Regions from separate parts of the Homo sapiens genome. Here region 2 is linked to region 1. Evidence: chromatin loops called from intact Hi-C (ENCODE). Cell type or tissue: Caco-2. All regions are shown on one strand. Each heading gives the region's core, and the rest is flanking DNA. Links, peaks and the distances in the headings are about the cores only.

Evidence for each region. A loop is a pair of places that touch in the nucleus more often than their neighbours do. Peaks named below come from ENCODE experiments on the same cell type or tissue, not always from the same donor. Only the 100,000 strongest peaks of a DNase experiment are listed, where the experiment ranks them.
Region 2: it touches region 1 in a loop (21-fold over the local background); 1 of 110 quality-filtered maps calls a loop at or near these places.

What each region holds. Positions count from the first base shown.
Region 1 is chr2:169,255,199-169,267,062 of GRCh38, forward strand. It overlaps LRP2 (LDL receptor related protein 2), which reads right to left. Exons shown (of 79, transcript NM_004525.3): 17 at 3,827-4,019; 18 at 1,926-2,051; 19 at 908-1,038. Among named protein-coding and RNA genes, the nearest start is that of LRP2, 100 kb to the right of the region's middle. In Caco-2, for the core only: no CTCF peak of the experiment used is centred there; DNase peaks (open chromatin) are centred at 3,023 and 5,268.
Region 2 is chr2:169,392,341-169,404,204 of GRCh38, forward strand. No RefSeq gene overlaps it. Among named protein-coding and RNA genes, the nearest start is that of LRP2, 36 kb to the left of the region's middle. In Caco-2, for the core only: a CTCF peak has its summit at 5,541 (motif pointing left); no DNase peak of the experiment used is centred there.

The DNA.
Region 1 (11,864 bases), core at 2,944-7,943:
AACTGGAGTAATCATGGTTTGTCAAACAGACCCAGGATAGATTTCAGTGTCTCCTCACCCTCTTGGCCTGGCATTTTTATGCAGTGCACAAGCTATACAACCATTCACAGAGCTCCTGTTTTCAAGACTAAGCAAACCACCTGTTTCATGGTACCAGGCTACATTCTTATTCCCAGAAACTCAACTCACAGCAGCATGCCTGCACTCAAATGGGGAGCTGAGAAGACAGGCAAGCACTGGCTGTGCTCATTGTGACTGTAGTTCCCCAGAATTCATGCTTCTCAGCAATCTTCACTAGTAGCATGAAATTATTTGGAAAGGTTGACGAAAAAAAATTATGTCTTGCTGTTCTTCATAAAGCATAACCTAACACTTCCATAAAACAAAGACGATGTCAGTTCTCCAACATTTTGAATAAAAAAGTTTCAAAGTCATTCAGTCAGCATATAGTTGATGAATATGTGTAATCGTTTTTTCCACAAGGATTTCTAATGAGATTCTTACAAACACTGGAGAATAATGAAATGCTACAATGATTACTATAAACAGCTCTTGCTGTTTTATTCTTGAAAATGAAGGCAGTAATTTACTGTTTCCTCACGTGATACTTGTATAACTAAGTACTTGGGATGTTGAATTGTATAATACATGTAATCTACAAAGTGCTGTACCCATATACACTGTCAACATTATACGAATATATACAAAACAAAAATCACACTCTAAAAATGAAATACACCATCAACAAACCAAATGTTTTGTCTAAATATATAGCACCATTTTAAATTTTTTCATTTTAAAGTGGCCAGCTTTTCTGGGATTGTGAAAATGCCACATGAGGATGAGTTTACTATTGTAACTTGCAATGTATAAAAACAATACATACTTTTATTGCTTTAAAACATACCTCCAAAGATGGCAAGTCCAAACGGATGTGTCATCTGCTCTATATGGCCCAGTCTTCTTCTGTCTAAACCATCAAAGGTGCTGTGCTCAATTTTATCAAAATAGGCATCTACCCAGTACAATCGTGAAGCACTAAAATAATAAAATATTTAGTTATCTCTTATCCAAAAACTATCAGAGCACCCTTTACACAAAGGGCATCCAAAAACAGTAGGGTCAGTTGACACATTTATTAAACAAAGTTTTTAAAATTTAAATTATATTCATTAAAAATTTAACAGTTTTATGTCCCCCAGAAAGAGACGGCTACTTTTCATGAAGTGGCTTTCAATCAATTGTCTTAGAAAACTTAAAATGTTGCTATCTTTGAGCCAGAAATTTTATTTTCTCCTTGTGAAATCAACAAGTTAAGAAAAACAGTGGTAGTAATCTATGTTTAAAAGGTGAAATATATTTCTTCCCTTTTTTTCTCCCATAAGTTACCTTGGCATTTCATCTTTATAAGCTTATTTACTCTATTCCTTTTCCTATATTCCTAGATAGATCATCAATTTCTTGAGAACCATAGCTTATACTTTTAAAGTCCTCCCAAAGTGCATGTAAGCAAAGGTGCATTTGTTGATTAATTGACTCCAAAGATTTCCTAAACTCAAGATGTTCCCTGTAAGAAATTACACACTGCCTACAGTTCAACAAATCTGTACCCTACTTTAAATGCTGCTTGGGACCCACCTCCCCCATCTTGAGTTTCCACTAAATCTTGTCATTCAGCTTTCTCTAGCAATTTTCTCAGAATACTCATGAATTTATTAGTTTTCACCCCAGCAGTAGCTGGCCAACTATGTTTATGTCCTTTGTGTTCTTGTTCAATATCCTTCTCCCATCACCAATTAATTATTTAAAATTCCGCGAGGGCAAGCAGTACCAGTTTCCTTACACCATCATATCACCCAACCTGCCTCATTATGTGTTCTGCAGTAAAAGAGAACTAAGTATCGGGGATGATGATTCCTACTTACGCCCAATCGATGGCCAAGCCATTGGGCCATCCAAGAGTAGTGTTTATTACAGGCAAGAGGTGAGATCCGTCACTCCATGCTCTCATAATTTTAGCAGGACGGAACCAATCAGTGAAGAATAGATACCTAGAAAAAGCAGTAGTAAATTAAGGCTGTTAACACTGGGACAAACTACATGACTTCCAGAGATTTAGAACAAACAGAGATTCTCCAGATACTGCAATTAATTTTGTTTTCTTTATATGCTATTGAACTTAACATACTTAGTGTATAACTCATGTAATTCTCAGTTAAAATTTAGTTAACATGTAACCAAAGTCACAAATACAAATGGCATTTAAATGGGCATTGAGAGAAGAGAACCACTGTCTCAGAGTTTAGGAACTAAAACTATTGTCGCCTAACATATTCTCTAACAAGACACAATTCAGGTTACCTATTAAATATTCCACGTTATTAAAATAAAATAATAAACAACGAACAGAGCAAGAAAACATTTCAATCTCTTTCTCTCTAGATTAAACATTCAGGATCCTCTAGTCATTCTTCCATAAGGAATTGATAAATTTGCAGGAAACCATTCATCTCAGATGAAGAAAGCATCCAAATCAATGCAATGCAAACAGTATCTGACCCAAGCATTTTTTTAATATTCTAAAGAGTGGGAAAAAGATAAGTCTAGAGGCAAAAAAAAACAAAAACAAAAAAAAAAAACACAAAAAAAACAAAAGAAAATAAAAAAACAACTTTTTCTCTTTTATGGGATCCAGAGGAATCAAAATTATTCTTTTCCAAAATGTAACTTTCTGAAATGTAACTACTTCATATCATTTTAAACAAAAGAGTCATCAGGAAAGGAATTCAACAGTTTTTCAAAACCAAAGGCCAAAAGTTTGAGTTAAGACAAATTCATTAAAAAACTAAACTGTTTAACTCTCTATAGGGCAATGAAATTTCTTATCAATAATAACATCAGTTTTAAAATGTGTTTCTTTTATTATCTTACAGAGAGGAAATTAAAGCAGATACTCTAGATGCAGCAAACAGACTTTTTTAGGCACACAGGCATTCCAGTCAGACAGGTCTGGAATTTGAATACTGACTGTTGCCTAATAGCTGCGGGCCCTTTCACAAGTCACTTTATCTCACTGCGCCTTAGATTCATTCTCTCTAAAATGGGTATTTACACATACCTCCTTCACAAACTAGCTTTGGAAGCTGATGAGATTATATATCTAACGGAAGAACAGGTATGGATGTTCCCTGGGTAATCAGGCATTGGTGGGTTAGCAGCCATCTTTTTTATCATTCCACTCATATACAACACATAGCTCAGATTTGTTCTAAATAAACACAGTAGCTGTTAAACATATTTAAATAAGAAAAGTAGGAACCAAAAAGGAATACTGTGAACTCTTCTGTCTTTCCTTGTCTGGCACCACCAATTATAGAATGGTAAAACATGAAACTTTGTGGTCTGAAAAACTTTTTATTCTGAAAACTACTGAATGATTAAGCAAGTTTTGCTAAGCTTTATATAAATATATTAAAGCAGGGAAAGAATTTGGGTCTTTCCTGTTAATTCTGTTGCCTATTCACTCCTTTTCTACTGAATCTATATCACATTGTTTGGTCCTCTGCAACTGTGAAAAAAACTACTCTTCAGTGAAGACTGAGAAAGCCAAAAGTTAGAAGAAATGTTTTGGGTTTAAAAACAATTTTTTTTACTCCCCCAGAATAAAGTTTTTTGGAGGAAAAAAGAAATAAAATTTAAGGTGATTTCAACTTATACAGTTCAATCTTATATTTGCTGAACTTACCTAAATCCCTAGGGCATCACTTTTCAATGACTGTAAAAGACATACAGTTTCAAGCTCTTAGGAAAACATGAACACACTTACCCGGCAAAAGGATGAACTACCACCGACCGTGGGTTATTTAAATACTGAACTACTGTGCGTCTCGTTTTATCAGCTAGCCTCATGACACTGATACTCTTGTAATGAGAGTCTGTCCAATAGAGATTCTTTGAAATCCAATCAAAAGCCAAACTTTCAACATTTTCCACCCTGTTAGCTGCGAGAATTTCTCTTCCTATAAGTTAAAATATGGACATATTTTAAGCTAAGTATATTTTGTAAGGCATCAATTTTCCTACTAATGCACACTGAAATTTTGTGTCAGAGTTAGAGCATATTTCAGGAACACATGTGGAATTCTTTAAAAAAAAAAAAAAAAAAAAACTCTGTAAGCTGCTGAGCAATAACATGAGACAAACCTAGAATCTATCCATTCCTCAAACTTTGGATCTCAAAGAGTAGATATGATACTGACAAACAGAACCAGGAATGGTATGGCCTGGATTTACTCCCATGTCCAACCTTCCAGAAAAAAATTTCTCACTGTAGAATATCTGAAGAAGAGATACCTGAGTTCACCTACTACCACCCGGAGACGGCTCTGATAAGCTGACACCACCAGGTACGACCTGAGGGTAACCCTGAGGTATCATCGCCCAACCCTCTCATCAACAGTCTTCCACAGCCACAAAGTTGCCAAGTTTTGAAAACACCAGCAGAGATACCAGAAAGGAAATCAGAACTGATTAAAAACAACAACAACAAAAAAAAAAAAACGCTTTCCTCTTTATGGAGTTATTATGCTTTCTTTTACCCTCTTTTTTCTTTTTTTCACTAAAGAAAATCTGAATCAGAATAAACAGCCATACCTCTTTCTTTTGCAGTAGGAAGAAAAAATCCTACTACTTTTTCTCTTCATTTATTCAGCAAATTGTGAAAAGAAAGTTCTCTATGTGATAGAAAGCCAACTATATATTTAGAAAACACAATATTGTTAGTAGTGTTAATAATCACAGCTTAGATTAAATGAGCACTTACTAGGTGGCAGAAACTGGACCAAGTATTCTACATGGATTCATCCATCCTCACAGCCACTCAATCAAGTAGGCATTAGTATCGTTCCTATTCTACAGATGAGAGAACCAAGTCAAAGAGAAGTTAAGCATCTGGAAAGAAGTGTGGACACCACCCTCAAGGTAATTCATAGTGAGGTGGTGAAAGAGGAGGAGGCAACTAGGCCAAGAGACAAAAATAAAAGAGTAATGAGTGCTGAGATGGAGAGATGCATAGGATGGTCTGAGAGCACAGATTCCTAATGGGCCACATGGCAAAGCAGAGGTCTGGGGTGGTTGACAGACACAGAGACTGAAAACTCTACATGTTCTAGGAGTGTGGCTGGAGGTTAATGAGTTAATGATAGAGGCTAAAAGAGAGGGAGATGTTCATGATGACCACCAGGTGGGGATGGGGCACCAAGGAAGGGGTGAGTGGTCATGCCCTTCCTCTAAGGCCTGTGAGAAGTTGGATGAAGCATCCACTTAGACATGTTGGTTTAGAGGTGATTGTAGGATATCCAGGTGACGTATCCAAAAGGCAGCTGGCACTATGGGTCTGAACCTCAGAGAGAGAACTTGCATAGAGATTTTTATCATGACCTACAGAAAGGCTTGCTTGGTCTTTCCCTCATTCCCCAGTTTAGGAGGAAAAACACTCAGTAAATGCACTATTATAAAAGTCTCCCCATAATTATTTATAGTTGCTACATAGATAGTAATCAAAGGCAGGAAAGGTGTGAAATTATTCAGAGAGAGGAGGACCAATGTTGAACAACAGATTTACAGTTTTTTATAGAACAGGAGAAAAAGAAAAGATCTCCAGGGTACACTAGAAAAAAAAAAATGATCAAGAAATAGAAGGAAATCCAGGAGTATGCTGTCATGGAAGAAAGAATATTTGAGAGAAGATGGCTGAAGTACCAAATACAGGACTGATAGGCATTATTTAATTTAGCAAGAAAGGGATTAGAGGTGACCAGGATGAGAGGGGTGTCAGCCACCTGGTGGGCAGATTGCAAGAGGTGAGTAATCAGTGAGAAATGTGGAAGAAGGGATAGGAAAGTGCAAAACAACCTTTCAAGAAACTTGACCATGAAATGCAGAGAAGGGGTTATCACTAAAGAGGAACATGGAGTGAAGGGTAAGTTGCATATTTTTTAGGATGGGAGAAACTTGAGCATATCTGATGATAGGGAAAAGTCAGTAGAAAAAGAGAATTTGGAAAAAAGAAGGTATCATTGAAGGAGGGAGTTCTCCTGAGGGCTTCATTCAGCTAATCCTGACTTTTAATATGATTTCTTTTTCTTTTTCTTTAGAGACAGGTCTTACCTAGGCTGGAGTGCAGTGGCACAGTCATAGCCCACTGCAGCCTCAAACACCTGACCTCAAGTGATCCTCCCAAGTATCTGGCACTACACCACACCACCACATTAGCTAATTTGATTTCTGACAACTCATTTCCTGCATATACTGTGTACTCATTCAAAAAAAAAAAAAAGAACAATGTAATGCCTCCCTCAACAAAGCATACAGAGTTTAACCACTGACTATGAGGAATATTTTAAAAGGTAGGTTGCCAAAAAGAGTCCAGGACCAGATGGATTCACAGCCGAATTCTACCAGAGGTACAAGGAGGAACTGGTACCATTCCTTCTGAAATGATTCCAATCAATAGAAAAAGAGGGAATCCTCCCTAACTCATTTTATGAGGCCAGCATCATCCTGATACCAAAGCCAGGCAGAGACACAACCAAAACAGAGCATTTTAGACCAATATCCTTGATGAACATTGATGCAAAGATCCTCAATAAAATACTGGCAAACCGAATCCAGCAGCACATCAAAAAGCTTATCCACCATGATCAAGTGGGCTTCATCCCTGGGATGCAAGGCTGGTTCAATATACGCAAATCAATAAATGTAATCCAGCATATAAACAGAGCCAAAGACAAAAACCACATGATTATCTCAATAGATGCAGAAAAGGCCTTTGACAAAAGTCAACAACCCTTCATGCTAAAAACTCTCAATAAACTAGGTATTGATGGGGCATATCTCAAAATAATAAGAGCTATCTATGACAAACCCACAGCCAATATCATACTGAATGGGCAAAAACTGGAAGCATTCCCTTTGAAAACTGGCACAAGACAGGGATGCCCTCTCTCACCACTCCTATTCAACATAGTGTTGGAAATTCTGGCCAGGCCAATTAGGCAGGAGAAGGAAATAAAGGGTATTCAATTAGGAAAAGAGGAAGTCAAATTGTCCCTGTTTGCAGACGACATGATGGTATATCTAGAAAACCCCATCGTCTCAGCCCAAAATCTCCTTAAGCTGATAAGCAACTTCAGCAAAGTCTCAGGATACAAAATCAATGTACAAAAATCACAAGCATTCTTATACACCAATAACAGACAAACAGAGAGCCAAATCATGAGTGAACTCCCATTCACAATTGCTTCAAAGAGAATAAAATACCTAGGAATCCAACTTACAAGGGATGTGAAGGACCTCTTCAAGAAGAACTACAAACCACTGCTCAATGAAATAAAAGAGGATACAAACAAATGGAAGAACATTCCATGCTCATGGGTAGGAAGAATCAATATCGTGAAAATGGCCATACTGCCCAAGGTAATTTATAGATTCAATGCCATCCCCATCAAGCTACCAATGACTTTCTTCACAGAATTGGAAAAAACTACTTTAAAGCTCATATGGAACCAAAAAAGAGCCCGCATCGCCAAGTCAATCCTAAGCCAAAAGAACAAAGCTGGAGGCATCACACTACCTGACTTCAAACTATCCTACAAGGCTATAGTAAGCAAAACAGCATGGTACTGGTACCAAAACACAGATATAGACCAATGGAACAGAACAGAGCCCTCAGAAATAACGCCGTATATCTACAACTATCTGATCTTTGACAAACCTGAGAAAAAAAGCAATGGGGAAAGGATTCCCTATTTAATAAATGGTGCTGGGAAAACTGGCTAGCCATATGTAGAAAGCTGAAACTGGATCCCTTCCTTACACCTTATACAAATATCAATTCAAGATGGCTTAAAGACTTAAATATTAGACCTAAAACCATAAAAACCCTAGAAGAAAACCTAGGCATTACCATTCAGGACATAGGCATGGGCAAAGACTTCATGTCTAAAACACCAAAAGCAATGGCAACAAAAGCCAAAATTGACAAATGGGATCTAATTAAACTAAAGAGCTTCTGCACAGCAAAAGAAACTACCATCACAGTGAACAGGCAACCCACAAAATGGGAGAAAATATTCGCAACCTACTCATCTGACAAAGGGCTAATATCCAGAATCTACAATGAACTCAAACAAATTTACAAGAAAAAAACAAACAACCCCATCAAAAAGTGGGCAAAGGATATGAACAGACACTTCTCAAAAGAAGACATTTATGCAGCCAAAAAACACATGAAAAAATGCTCACCATCACTGGCCATCAGAGAAATGCAAATCAAAACCACAATGAGATACCATTTCACACCAGTTAGAATGGCAATCATTAAAAAGTCAGGAAACAACAGGTGCTGGAGAGGATGTGGAGAAATAGGAACACTTTTACACTGTTGGTGGGACTGTAAACTAGTTCAACCATTGTGGAAGTCAGTGTGGCGATTCCTCAGGGATCTAGAACTAGACATACCATTTGACCCAGCCATCGCATTACTGGGTATATACCCAGAGGACTATAAATCATGCTGCTATAAAGACACATGCACACGTATGTTTATTGCGGCACTATTCACAATAGCAAAGACTTGGAACCAACCCAAATGTCCAACAATGATAGACTGGATTAAGAAAATGTGGCACATATATGCCATGGAATACTATGCAGCCATAAAAAATGATGAGTTCATGTCCTTTGTAGGGACATGGATGAAATTGGAAATCATCATTCTCAGCAAACTATCACAAGAACAAAAAACCAAACACTGCATATTCTCACTCATAGGTGGGAATTGAACAATGAGAACACATGGACACAGGAAGGGGAACATCACACTCTGGGGACTGTTGTGGGGTGGCGCGGGAGGAGGGATAGCATTGGGAGATATAACTAATGCTAGATGACGAGTTAGTGGGTGCAGCGCACCAGCATGGCACATGTATACATATGTAACTAACCTGCACATTGTACACATGTACCCTAAAACTTAAAGTATAATAATAAATAAATAAATAAAAATAAAAAAATTAAAAAAAGGTAGGTTGCTCAGCATACGAACTTGAAGTTTACCAAAAATACTATGAGAATTCCAGATCAACAAAACAGAAGGAAGCTGACCTGTGGAGGTGCCTGTGGGAGACTTGGCCTGCATGCAGCTAGAAACCCAATACTACCTTTTCCTGAGAACTAAGCTCGACTGCAGTGCTCCAAGCTCAGTGGGCCTGATTCTAAGTCCTCAAAAAAGATAATTTCTCATTCAAAATAGCAGATTGACAAACCAAACATGTTTATCTCCTCTTCCTCCGAAATTCTACTTAAAAGACAGTAAAATAACAGCAGATGAGTAATTCCAACAAATGTTTGAAAAGTAAGGTATTGGAGGAGTGATAACTCAGTTAAGAAGGGGAAAATGCTACAAACTAAGTGTCAACAGAAGAGAGACACACCCACATATGCAGAAGCCTCAGTGCACTCACACTCAGAGGCACCAGGTCCTAACAAAGGCAGGGGCGAGGAACTAAGGGGCTCAGATAAAGCAAGATAAGGAGCAATCCAATGCCTAGGTCCCTCCCAGATCCTGAGTGTCACGCCACTCCTCTATCTCCTCTAAGGGACCACAGATTTTCTCTGGAGGAGCTGAAGCAGAATGGCTATGGGTTCAAGGCACAGTCCTCAACACAGAACTGAGATGGATGTGGAACTGAGTACAGGAGGATTATAGGAATACTGAAAGGGCGCCCTCAGCTCCCTTTCCTCTGCCCACTCCCAGAACAGACCACCATCTCCCCACATCTTCCCCTTACCCCAAGAAGGAGAATGAAGGCATCTATGAAGGAGAAATTAATCACCCCCAGAACAGACCACCATCTTCCCACATCTTCCCCTTACTCCAAGAAGGAGAATGAAGGCATCTATGGAGGAGAAATTAATCACCCCCAGAACAGACCACCATCTCCCCACATCTTCCCCTTACCTCATGAAGGAAAATGGAGGCATCTATGAAGGAGAAATTGACCATCTCCAGAAAAGACTCACTAATGTTGCCTTGGGGAGCAATCTGGCAACCAAGCCACCTTCCTGCCTGAAGCTCACCAGCTGACAAGGCCTATCCACATGTACAGACTTTTGGGTCAGGTTTTATAACCTCACCCTTAATACCAAACTAGCAACTCAGACACTTGGAAAAAGCTTCCATCAAAAAGAAGAAAGTTGAAAAGAAATCAAAAGGAAAAGGAATCCAGAGAAAATGGAAACAGAGGAAGATTAATTTTTAATGTCATATCCATATCCATATCAAAGTCATATCCATAGAAATGGTACTCAGAATGGCACTGGACTCAACACTAGATATTAGACGTCACTAGAGCAATGTCTTCAAATTCCAGGTTTAAATTAACTTGCAACCTGTACCCAGCCAAACAGTCAAGATGGAGAGCAAAATAAAACACTCACAGACATTCAAAGACTCAAAATATATGCCACCTACTTATGTTTCTCAGGAAGCTATCATGTAACTTGTTTCAGCAAAATGAGGAAATAAATCTAGAAAAAGAAATAAATGGCCTGCCACAAACAGAAGTTCCAGCACAGGGGAGTGGCAAAGAGAAGTCTGTGCACCAGGCCAGAGAAAAACAAGTCCCAATTGGAACACAGGATAGGGGTCTCCAGAAAGAAAAAAAAAATTATAGATTGTTTTCTGTCTTTGTACAGGCATTTGATAGAGCTATTAGAGCATTTGGGGAAAATACATGATTGTTATATTTAAAAACTAAGCAAATGAAAATGGGGCAATTGTCAAAAATTGTCAAGAAATGTCATCCTAGAATACTAATTGGCTGAGCAGTGAACAATATTTATATTTATATTATGTTAATAATATAAACACATATGATTAATTTAACCAAAAATTATAATCTAGCTTTTTAAGGAGAATGGGGGGAGGGAAGTCAGAAGCTGGGAGAGAAGAATGATGTAAGAAAGCAAAACGCTCACCTAGAACAAGGAAGTAAATATCAAAAATGATAAATCAAGAAATAGAAGTATAAACAAAGCATTTAGAAACATGGAGACAAACAAAAGAAGAAATAGTCAAAAGAGCTGTTCCCTCCCCAGAGCAGGTCTGGATTAGGGGCAGGGGAGGGTGGGCAATATGGTTTTATATTGATAACAGATAAAATGATATCCAACATTTACTGAATATTTACTATTTTCTAGCCATTACTCTAGGTGTTTACATGCATTAGCCAAAAATTCTCTCAACAACCTTATGAGCAATATATGAACCGCATATTTTTCAGACTAGAAAATTGAGGCAAAAGGAAATTGAGTAACTTCCCCAAAGTTACAAAGCTAGGAAATGTGGGAAGCTGGAATTTGGAACCAGGCAGTGTAGCTCCTAAGCTGGCTCTCTTAGTTGGTATGTTATATTGCTTACAAATTTTATTACTATTACAAACCAAACCCTTGGCATTTACATAGTCCAGCATCCCTGAAGAGATGTCTTCCCCTTTAATCAATCTGGCTGCTTGAGTATGAAAAACAGTGTCTAGTCAATTAATCTGTTAATGGCTCTCATACACGTGACATTTCTTTTATGTTAACATTGGTCATTGTTAAAATACACACACGTTTGTAACCTTTTTTTTTTTTTTTTTTTTCCGAGATAGGGTTGCACTCTGTTGCCCAAGCTGGAGTGCAGTGGTATGGTCATAGCTCACTGCAACCTGGATCTCCTGGGCTCAAACAATCCTTCCATTGCAGCCTCCCAAGTAGTGGGGACTACAGGTACATGCCACCACATCTGGCTAATTTTTTTC
Region 2 (11,864 bases), core at 3,074-8,073, 140 kb after region 1:
ATTTTGTGTAATGCCCAATATGAAGCTTGATACACAATGAGTAGAGTGTGAGAAGGAATTGCTGAACTGTATGGCAAAGATTTTGTAAAATCTAAATTTTAAAAAATATTAGGTCTAAATATTTGCTCTTTGAATTTTTGTCTAGTTTTATTTACTCATAGGTGTTTTTTGGTCTGCCTTGAAATGCACAGAGCTGGGACCTAGGCATTTTTGCACACTTTAAATAGGGAGCCAATGGCAGTAAATGATTATATGAACCCAATTAAAATGTTGACTAGGGCTGTTGCCACTTCTTAATGTTTCAACTATGTAAGGAGAGCATTTTTCATTCCTAAAATTGACCTACATATTAAAAATAATAAATATTTTTCTTATTCCAACCAGAAAAGGAAAAGTGAAATTGAAGGAATTGTTAATACACTTCAAAAGAGTTTTTGAGCAACTCTGGATGCAAAGAAAAAAAGTAACTTCATATGGTGAGTTGTCATATTAAAAAAAGAAAAAAGCATCCAATGAATGGGAATACAGAATGCTGAGACAACTATCACAATATTTCTAGAAAGCTGATAGCTATTTTCAGATTTTCTATAATTAATTTCGGTTTTAAAAATCTATAAAACTAGAAGAGCTGCATTTACTCTGGTGGGCCATTAAGGATGCCATAGTTTCCATGGTGAAGCATTAATTGAAATTTTTAAAAGTAGAAATCATGGCAGAAGATCAAAGAATGAGAAATTGGTGGTAGGCTGTGGTCAGTTCCACATCAATAGCATGCAGCCGCCTCCTCCTTCCATTTCTAGATAAAAACCCATTAATTTCCACTCCCTTCTGTGCTAACATTCATTTCAAGAAAAACACGTTTGGACCTGCCTCGCACACACATGCCATTCACACTGTGAGGAGCAGAAGTGTAGGAACAGACTGAACATCTGAAATAGCTCTGCTCAATTCAGCTGTGCATCTGGCACCTCTGCCCCTCCTCCATCCACCTATGAGGTCTTTGCAAGAGACCTTGAGGAGGACTTATCACTCCCTTTACTGCCTGGGGTGAAAAGAAGATCAGATAACGGCACATAAAAGGTTATACAGTGGCCAAACAGGGGACAAGCATTTCTAACCCTGAGCTCATGGCAATAACCAGAAACCTACAGGTCCCTGTATTTTTCCAAATGGTTTGAACGAAAGATTCCCGTGGGGCAGATTTTTATCTGTTACATTTCTGAAATAAATTTGCTGATTTGGGAGAACCGATTTCCAGGAAGGAGTGAAAGGCCCGCAGGGCATAATTATGACCTTTCTAAAATGTGAGCCTCTGTCCTCCCACTATTTGTTTCAATCCTTCCTTTAATGTGGGTAAAACATAGCATCTCAAGGTCTTGCACAGGCATCACTTAGCCAATAGATATACTTCTAAGTGAGCTTTTAAAATTAAAGAGTAAAGCATATACACAAATCATCAAGTATAGGGTTAAACAAATTTTTCATAAATTAATCCATTTAGCCAGCGCCAGATCAAGAAACAGACCATGATCAGCATCCCAGAAACTCTCTTTTTTTAATTAATTAATATTTTTTATTATTATACTTTAAGTTCTAGGGTATATGTGCACAATGTGAAGGTTTGTTACATATGTATACATGTGCCATGTTGGTGTGCTGCACCCATTAACTCGTCATTTACATTAGGTATATCTCCTAATGCTATCCCTCCCTCCTCCCCCAACTCCACAACAGGCCCTGGTGTGTGATGTTCCCCTTCCTGTGTCCAAGTGTTCTCATTGTTGAATTCCCACCTATGAGTGAGAACATGCCCAGAAACTCTCTTCATGACCCTTTTTGTCACTCCCATCCTATCAGGGAAGCTAATATTCTGACTTCTAACCACAGAGATTCATTTTAGGAAATATAGTTTTAATGCAATTGAATTGTATCTTTTTGCATACTTAACTCCAGATAAAATCTGCAGATATGTATTGGACCAACTTAGTTGTCCCAGACATTTATTATTTGACTACTTGGCTATGCTGAATTCTGCATTGTAAATACCATTTTGGAACAAAAGACCCCAGATTTAGTCCTGTTCTGCCACTAATTAGTTGGGAGATCTGGGAAGAATCACTTCCCCATTTCGGCCCTTAAATTCCTCTTTGTAAAATAAGTACATTTAACTAGAAAAGCTATAAGCTCTCTTCTGAAAGAATATACTCTTCAGAATGGAAATATTAAGGACATATTCTTTCAATCATATGTCACTTTCAATTATATTTATATAACACCGTACCTATATACCGTTCTTCAAAGACAAATATTTATGAAGGCATTGAACATGCAGTAGTACAAGCATATTGGGGTTTTTGCCCTCATTCTGTTTCCAGTCTTGTACTAATTCAAGCAAAGAATTAATAAATGGTTAATAATGGAGCGAGGGAACCATGAGACTGAATATTTCTGGGTCATCAGATGACCTGTCTCAAAAGAACACAAACCCAAGGAAATAGAGGTGCTTACTTAACAGGGCAGCCTGCCCTATCTCTAGATTTGGAGTATCTCTACACTTTTCCTCTACTCAGTGGGAACTCTTTCTCTTCCCAAAGTACTCACTGCCCTTATCTCTCCCTAACAAAATCTGTTAAGTTTATTCTCATTAATGTGTAAATGGTTGCCAAGCCTGAATGTTCTCTTTCACAGAAGTGTTTACACTTACCAAGACATTTTGATTTTTAGAAGTGAATCTCTAGTTACAGAATTTCACATATCAGAGTCAGGGGAGTAGGTCTGCTTTTAGACAAGGAATAACTAAAGTCATCCCACACAGGTAACTATGAAAGCAACCTTTTCTCCTAATGTTGGTGCCCCTATTAATTGAGCACTTACTACGGGCCAGCTTTGTGCCAAGCCTTTTACACACATTATCTCATTTATTTCCACAGGTAGTATCATTATTGTTGTTTTTATTTCACAAATAAAGAAACTGTTAGTATCCAGCCCAAGGGAACACAACAAATAGCACTAAATCCTTCTTTGCATTTCTGAAAGGCCTATTTGACACTGGGTTTAGCAGCAGTTACCCACTAAAAGCAAAAATAGAAACTAGAGGTCAAAGCTTTCCAGCACAGTCCCAGGTAAGGAACTCATTCTTCTGGATCACTGGTGATGGAGGTCTGAGAAGCAAGGAAGCAGGCCCTTTTTTTCCTGTTGGTGGCACCTCCACCCCTCCTTTGTGCTGGACCCTTTCAGAGGCTGCATTAATGTTTTCAAAGCCTCAATAGATTACATGGCAGCCAGACTATAAAGGCCCATTGAAACACTGCTCCAGAAGGCCTGGGGAGCACCCCGCTAGGAGCCCTGACTTCACATCATTCCTAGCTAAGATGTTTTTGGAGCTTCTGAGGCCAACAGGGACCTCAGCTGCATATCAAGGCCAGCTTCTGTACATCCAATCAGGGGATAAAACATCCAACACTCATTCCCTTCTGGACACAGAGCCAGTCATTTCCCTTAACTTTTAGCGGGCAGTGCTGCAGAATCGCTCCAAAGGGGCCTGTTTTATACCATTTGTAGAATTACAAAGCCCTGAGGCTTTTTGAAAGCCCATTTACTGACCAACGGTTCTAACTACTACGCTGAGAAAGAGACCACAGCTTGGTAACAGATATCCCCCAGCACTCCACACCCAGGATGTCACTAACGATCCCCAGGGACATGAAACAAGACTCCACAAGTGCTCAAAACCAAATGAATTCAAAACCGAGGCAAAACCACCCGCAGTGCCTGGGATGGGAGGGGAAGTTGAAACCCAGCAGCAGAGTGCAACAACTCCAGAAAGCTAGGACTCATCGGCTACCTGTTGAAGGTATATCTCAACACATCATGATTACACTGGTTTTAGAAAGAGTACTGGCATTTTGTCCAGAACAGTTTGAATGTCAGTCCAACATAATGGAAGGTGAATTTGCGGCCACAGCAACATACAGTAATCATTGAGACTCATTTGGGGCATCCCTGTTTATGGGATGAGAGATTCAAGTCTAATCTACTGAATTTGGGAAAATACAAATATGCTCAATTCAGTTAAAGAGCTTAGAAGTAAATGAAATCAAATCTGCATTGTTTTAACCAAACAAGGGATTTTTAAAATTTTACTTACAAATATCCAGCTTTATCTAATTTTATGATATGTTTTCTTCGGGGCCCTTACAATGCTGTGGTGTGTCTTGGGGGCCATGATATGGCTGTGGCATGGCTAAATGGACCACCAGCTTCCAAGGAGATTTGTCAGCAAGTGTAAGATAAACAGAAGTCAGAGATATGTTCAAGAGTGTTGGAGGGGTTTGGAAGGAGGAGGAGGAGAAGGGGAATCAAAGACTTGCAGACCATGAGAGGTGAGGATGTCCAGCTCCTCTGCGTTCCATTTCCTCTAATCTGGATTGGCATGTCTGACCAAATTCTTGCCTTTGGTGCCACTTGTAAAATCCTAAAAGATGAGAACATCAGAGCACTATTTAATGTCTTTTTTTAAAGTATGGTCTCAATTCAGAATAAGGCAGATCTACATTAACTGATTCAAAGCAATGTCCAAGATACTTTATTAAATGTAAAAAAAAAAAAGTTTCAGAATGGCATGTTGACTATGCCATTTGTGTATTTAAAAACAGAGGAGCTATGTAGACATAAATGCTTATGTATGTATAGAGTATATCTAGATTCTGGAAGGATGCACTAGAGGGAGGTAATGGTAAGGGAACTGTGAGGCTGAGAAATCCCCCTATATTATATAACCTTCTGAAGTTTCACCTTTTTCCTAGTTTAAAATGGTAATCATATAATAAAACATACCATTTCACTAAAAGAGCTAGATTTTCCAGACAAATATTTGACATATGGAACTTTGAAATTTTACATAGTCAGAACTGTACAGAAATCAAGTCACAAAATAATGTCTTACACAGCTGGCCAAGCTTATCCCAGAATGATTTTTTTTTTTTTTTTTTTTGAGATAAGGTCTCACTCTTGTCACCCAGGCTGGAGTGCAGTGGTGCGATCACGGTTCACTGCAGCCTCAATCTCCTGGACTCAAGCGATCCTCCCACCTCAACCTCCTGAGTAGCTGGGATCAACAGGCCCGCGTGCCACCATGCCCGGCTAATTTTTTTTTTTTTTCTAGAGAGAGGGTCTCACTATGTTGCCCGGGCTGGTCTTGAACTCCTGGGCTCAAGTGATCCTCCTCCCTCAGTCTCCCAAAGTGCTGGGATTATAGGCATGAACCACCACACCCAGCCCAGAATAATTTTAGAACTGCAAATGTAGTGCATTTTTGTTAAAGATGTTTCTTTGGCTGCTATTTTTAGTCTTTTTTTCCTCCTCAGATTCTCTGAAGATTATAATCTTCATGGTAGTGGACTAGAAATCACAAAGATTTTAAGAGAGAAAATGTGTCCTATTAGCTATAAATAAAATCACTCTCCTAACTCTCTCCGGAGAGAATGAGAAAGAAAAGCTGGAGTCATAAAAGAGTGTTCTTTCCCTGTGACTGTGGATCAAGATTGACACCCAGTGGCCAGATACAATCCTTTTTTTCACTGACATTCTTGCTATATAATTTGACATTTCTAAAATTTCCCTTTATGTTTTAGAGGAAAAAATGATTTAAATCTGTGATGTTTACTGAAAGCGAACTGTATCTTAGACAGCCAGGTTAAATTAGTAGGTCTTGTTTCATACATAATTAACAGGTTTATTTCTGTATCCTCTCTGCTTGCATTTTTTCCTAACATTAAGAAGCAATTTTCATTCGGTTGACAAAACAATGTACACTAAGTCCTGTGGAAATGCAACTTTAAGCAAAATGAGGTACAACAGGTCTTTGAATAATGTCTTTTTTTTTTTTTTTTTTTTTTGAGATGGGAGTCTCACTAAGTTGCCCAGGCTGATCTTGAACTCCTGGCCTCAAGCAAGCCTCTTGACTCAGCCTCCTGAGAAACTAAGATTATTGGCATGAACCACCATGGCTGGCTTAGTTATAATGTCAATGAGAAAAATAAAATCGGTTTTGTTATATCTTATTTTGCTTAAAGTTGCCATTTCCAAGAACCTATTGATGACATTGAGGACTTAATGTATTCATTTTTTTTTTTCTTTTGAGACAAAGTCTCACTGTCGCCCAGGCTGGAGTACAGTGGCATGATCTCAGCTCACTGCAACCTGTGCCTCCCAGGTTCAAGCGATTCTCCTGCCTCAGCCTTCCAAGTAGCTGGGATTACAGGCATGCACCACCATGCCCAGCTAATTTTTGTATTTTTAGTAGAGACGGGGTTCCACCATGTTGGCCAGTCTGGTCTCGAACTCTTGACCTCAGGTGATCCGCCCGCCTCGGCCTCCCAAAGTACTGGGATTACAGGTGTGAGCTACTGCACCCAGCCATGATGAAGTCAATATTTTAGCAAATAAAACTAACATGTTTAACACAGATTACCAAAGAGAAAAGTCGTGAATTTAAGAATTAGACACATCAAAGTCCAAATTCTAGCTGGGCAATCTTGAGCAAGTCTCTGAATTTTACTAAATTTCAATTTCCTCCCTATCGTGAGGATTAAATGAGATGCAAATTTAAAATGCTTATCTTGGTACTTGCATGTATGTTATGAAATACACACACACACACACACACACACACACACACACACACAGATATACGTACACGTGGTAGCTATTTTCTGGTAGTTACTACCAGAAAAAGCAAGTTTGTGAAAGTCAAACCCACATGAAGAATATATCTCTTCTTGAATCAACCTTATAGTACCTAGTTTGATGGAGAAGAACAGTGACCCCAGATAATCTAAACTTATAAATAATTCAAAAGATCAAGAAGATGGCCAAACAGGAACAGCTCCCAGTGTGAGCAACGCAGAAGACGTACGATTTCTGCATTTCCAACTGAGGTACTGGGTTCATCTCACTGGGGATTGTCGGACAGTGGGTACAGGACAGTGGGTGCAGTGCACTGAGCATAAGCCGAAGCAGGGCGAGGCATCGCCTCACCCAGGAAGCACAAGGGGTCAGGGAATTCCCTTTCCTAGCCAAGGAAAGGGGTGACAGACGGCACCTGGAAAATCGGGTCCCTCCCACCCTAATACTGCGCTTTTCTGATGGTCTTAGTAAACGGCACACCGGGAGTTTATATCCCACGCCTGGCTCAGAGGGTCCTACACCCATGGAGCCTCGCTCATTGCTAGCACAGCAGTCTGAGATCAAACTGCAAGTCAGCAGCGAGGCTGCGGGAGGGGCGCTCAGAATTGCCAAGGCTTGAGTAGGTAAACAAAGCGGCTGGGAAGCTCGAACTGGGTGGAGCCCACCACAGCTCAAGGAGGCCTGTCTACCTCTATAGACTCCACCTCTGGGGGCTGGGCATAGCCAAACAAAAGGCAGCGGAAACCTCTGCAGACTTAAATGTCCCTGTCTGACAGCTTTGAAAAGAGTAGTGGTTCTCCCAGCACGCAGCTTGAGATCTGAGAACGGACAGACTGCCTCCTCAAGTAGGTCCCCGACCCCCAAGTAGCCTAACTGGGAGGCACCCCCAAGTAGGGGCAGACTGACACCTCACACGGCCGGGTACTCCTCTGAGACAAAACTTCCAGAGGAATGATCAGGCAGCAACATTTGCTGTTCACCAATATCTGCTGTTCTGCAGCCTCCGCTGCTGATACCCAGGCAAACAGGGTCTGGAGTGGACCTCCAGCAAACTCCAAAAGACCTGCAGCCGAGGGTTCTGTCTGTTAGAAGGAAAACTAACAAACAGAAATGACATCCACACCAAAAACCCATCAGTACGTCACCATCATCAAAGACCAAAGGTAGATAAAACCACAAAGATGGGGAAAAAACAGAGCAGAAAAGCTGAAAATTCTAAAAATCAGAGTGTCTCTCCTCCTCCAAAGGAACGCAGCTCCTCACCAGCAACGGAACAAACCTGGACAGAGAATGACTTTGACAAGTTGAGAGAAGGAGGCTTCAGATGATCAAACTATTCCAAGCTAAAGGAGGAAGTTCGAACCAATGGCAAACAAGTTAAAAACCTTGAAAAAAATTAGACAAATGGCTAACTAGAATAACCAATGCAGAGAAGTCCTTAAAGGACCTGATGGAGCTGAAAACCATGGCACGAGAACTACGTGACAAATGCACAAGCCTCAGTAGCTGATTCGATCAACTGGAAGAAAGGGTATCAGTGATGGAAGATGAAATGAAAGAAATGAAGCAAGAAGAGAAGTTTAGAGAAAAAGCAATAAAAAGAAACGAACAAAGCCTCCAAGAAATATGGGACTATGTGAAAAGACCAAATCTACATCTGATTGGTGTACCTGAAAGTGACGGGGAGAATGGAACCAAGTTGGAAAACACTCTGCAGGATATTATCCAGGAGAACTTCCCCAATCTAGCAAGGCAGGCCAACATTCACATTCAGGAAATACAGAGAACACCACAAAGATACTCCTCGAGAAGAGCAACTCCAAGACACATAATTGTCAGATTCAACAAAGTTGAAATGAAGAAAAAATGTTAAGGGCAGCCAGAGAGAAAGGTCGGGTTACCCACAAAGGGAAGCCCATCAGACTAACAGCTGATCTCTCGGCAGAAACTCTACAAGCCAGAAGAGAGTGGGGGCCAATATTCAACATTCTTAAAGAAAGAATTTTCAACCCAGAATTTCATATCCAGCCAAACTAAGCTTCATAAGTGAAGGACAAATAAAATCCTTTACAGACAAGCAAATGCTGAGAGATTTTGTCACCACCAGGCCTGCCCTAAAGGAGCTCCTGAAGGAAGCACTAAACATGGAAAGGAACAACTGGTACCAGCCACTGCAAAAACATGCCAAATTGTAAAGACCATCGTGGCTAGGAAGACACTGCATCAACTAACGAGCAAAATAACCAGCTAACATCATAATGACAGGATCAAATTCACACATAACAATATTAACCTTAAATGTAAATGGGCTAAATGCTCCAATTAAAAGACACAGTCTGGCAAATTGGATAAAGAGTCAAGACCCATCAGTGTGCTGTATTCAGGAAACCCATCTCACGTGCAGAGACACACATAGGCTCAAAATAAAGGGATGGAGGAAGATCTACCAAGCAAATGGAAAACAAAAAAAGGCAGGGGTTGCAATCCTAGTCTCTGATAAAACAGACTTTAAACCAACAAAGATCAAAAGAGACAAAGAAGGCCATTATATAATGGTAAAGGGATCCATTCAACAAGAAGGGCTAACTATCCTAAATATATATGCACCCAATACAGGAGCACCCAGATTCATAAAGCAAGTCCTTAGAGACCTACAAAGAGACTTAGACTCCCACACAATAATAATGGGAGACTTTAACACCCCATTGTCAACATTAGACAGATCAACGAGACAGAAAGTTAACAAGGATATCCAGGAATTGAACTCAGCTCTGCACCAAGCAGACCTAATAGACATCTACAGAACTCTCCACCCCAAATCAACAGAATATACATTCTTTTCAGCACCACACCACACCTATTCCAAAATTGACCACATAGTTGGAAGTAAAGCACTCCTCAGCAAATGTAAAAGAACAGAAATTATAACAAACTGTCTCTTAGACCACAGTGCAATCAAACTAGAACTCAGGATTCAGAAACTCACTCAAAACCGCTCAACTACATGGAAACTGAACAACCTGCTCCTGAATGACTACTGGGTATATAACAAAATGAAGGCAGAAATAAAGATGTTCTTTGAAACCAACAAGAACAAAGACACAACATACCAGAATCTCTGGGACACATTCAAAGCAGTGTGTAGAGGGAAATTTATAGCACTAAATGCCCACAAGAGAAAGCAGGAAAGATCTAAAATTGACACCCTAACATGACAATTAAAAAAACTAGAGAAGCCAGAGCAAACACATTCAAAAGCTAGCAGAAGGCAAGAAATAACTAAGATCAGAGCAGAACTGAAGGAAATAGAGACACAAAAAACCCTTCAAAAAATCAATGAATCCAGGAGCTGGTTTTTTGAAAAGATCAACAAAATTGAAAGACCACTAGAAAGACTAATAAAGAAGAAAAGGGAAAAGAATCAAATAGAAGCAATAAAAAATGATAAAGGGTATATCACCACCGATCCCACAGAAATACAAACTACCATCAGAGAATACTATAAACACCTCTATGCAAATAAACTAGAAAATCTAGAAGAAATGGATAAATTCATCGACACATACACCCTCCCACGACTAAACCAGGAAGAAGTTGAATCTCTGAATAGACCAATAACAGGCTCAGAAATTGAGGCAATAATTAATAGCTTCCAACCAAAAAAAGTCCAGGACCAGATGGATTCACAGCCAAATTCTACCAGAGGTACAAGGAGAAGCTGGTACCATTCCTTCTGAAACTATTCCAATCAATAGAGAAAGAGGGAATCCTCCCTAACTCATTTTATGAGGCCAGCATCATCCTGATACCAAAGCCTGGCAGAGACACAACAGAAAAAGAGAATTTTAGACCAATATCCCTGATGAACATCGATGCAAAAATCCTCAATAAACTACTGGCAAACCGAATCCAGCAGCACATCAAAAAGCTTATCCACTATGATCAAGTTGGTTTCATCCCTGGGATGCAAGGCTGGTTCAACATAAACAGAACCAATTACAAAAACCACATGACTATCTCACTAGATGCAGAAAAGGACTTTGACAAAATTCAAGAGCCATTCATGCTAAAAACTCTCAATAAATTAGGTATTGATGGGACATATCTCAAAATAATAAGAGCTATCTATGGCAGACCCACAGCCAATATCATACTGAATGGACAAAAACTGGACGCATTCCCTTTGAAAACTGGCACAAGACAGGGATGCCCTCTCTCACCATTCCTATTCAACATAGTGTTGGATGCCCTGGCCAGGGCAATCAGGCAGGAGAAGGAAATAAAGAGTATTCAATTAGGAAAAGAGGAAGTCAAATTGTCACTGTTTGCAGATGACATGATTGTATATCTAGAAAACCCCATCATCTCAGCCCAAAATCTCCTTAAGCTGATAAGCAACTTCAGCAAAGTCTCAGGATACAAAATCAATGTGCAAAAATCACAAGCAGTCTTATACACCAATAACAGACAAACAGAGAGCCAAATCATGAGTGAACTCCCATTCACAATTGCTTCAAAGGGAATAAAATACCTAGGAATCCAACTTACAAGGGATGTGAAGAAACTCTTCAAGGAGAACTATAAACCACTGCTCAATGAAATAAAAGAGGATACAAACAAATGGGAGAACATTCCATGCTCATGGATAGGAAGAATCAATATCATGAAAATGGCCATACTACCCAAGGTAATTTATAGATTCAATGCCATCCCCATCAAGCTACCAATGACTTTCTTCACAGAATTCAAAAAAACTACTTTGAAGTTCATATGGAACCAAAAAAGAGCCCACATTGCCAAGACAATCCTAAGTCAAAAGAACAAAGCTGGAAGCATCACACTACCTGACTTCAAACTAACCTACAAGTCTACAGTAACCAAAACAGCATGGTACTGGTACCAAAACACAGATATAGACCAATGGAACAGAACAGAGCCCTCAGAAATAATCCCACATATCTACAACCATCTGATCTTTGACAAACCTGACAAAAACAAGAAATGGGGAAAGGATTCCCTATTTCATAAATGGTACTGGGAAAACTGGCTAGCCATATGTAGAAAGCTGAAACTGGATCCCTTCCTTACACCTTATACAAAAATTAATTCAAGATGGATTGATGACTTAAATGTTAGACTGAAAACCATAAAAACCCTAGAAGAAAACCTAGGCATTA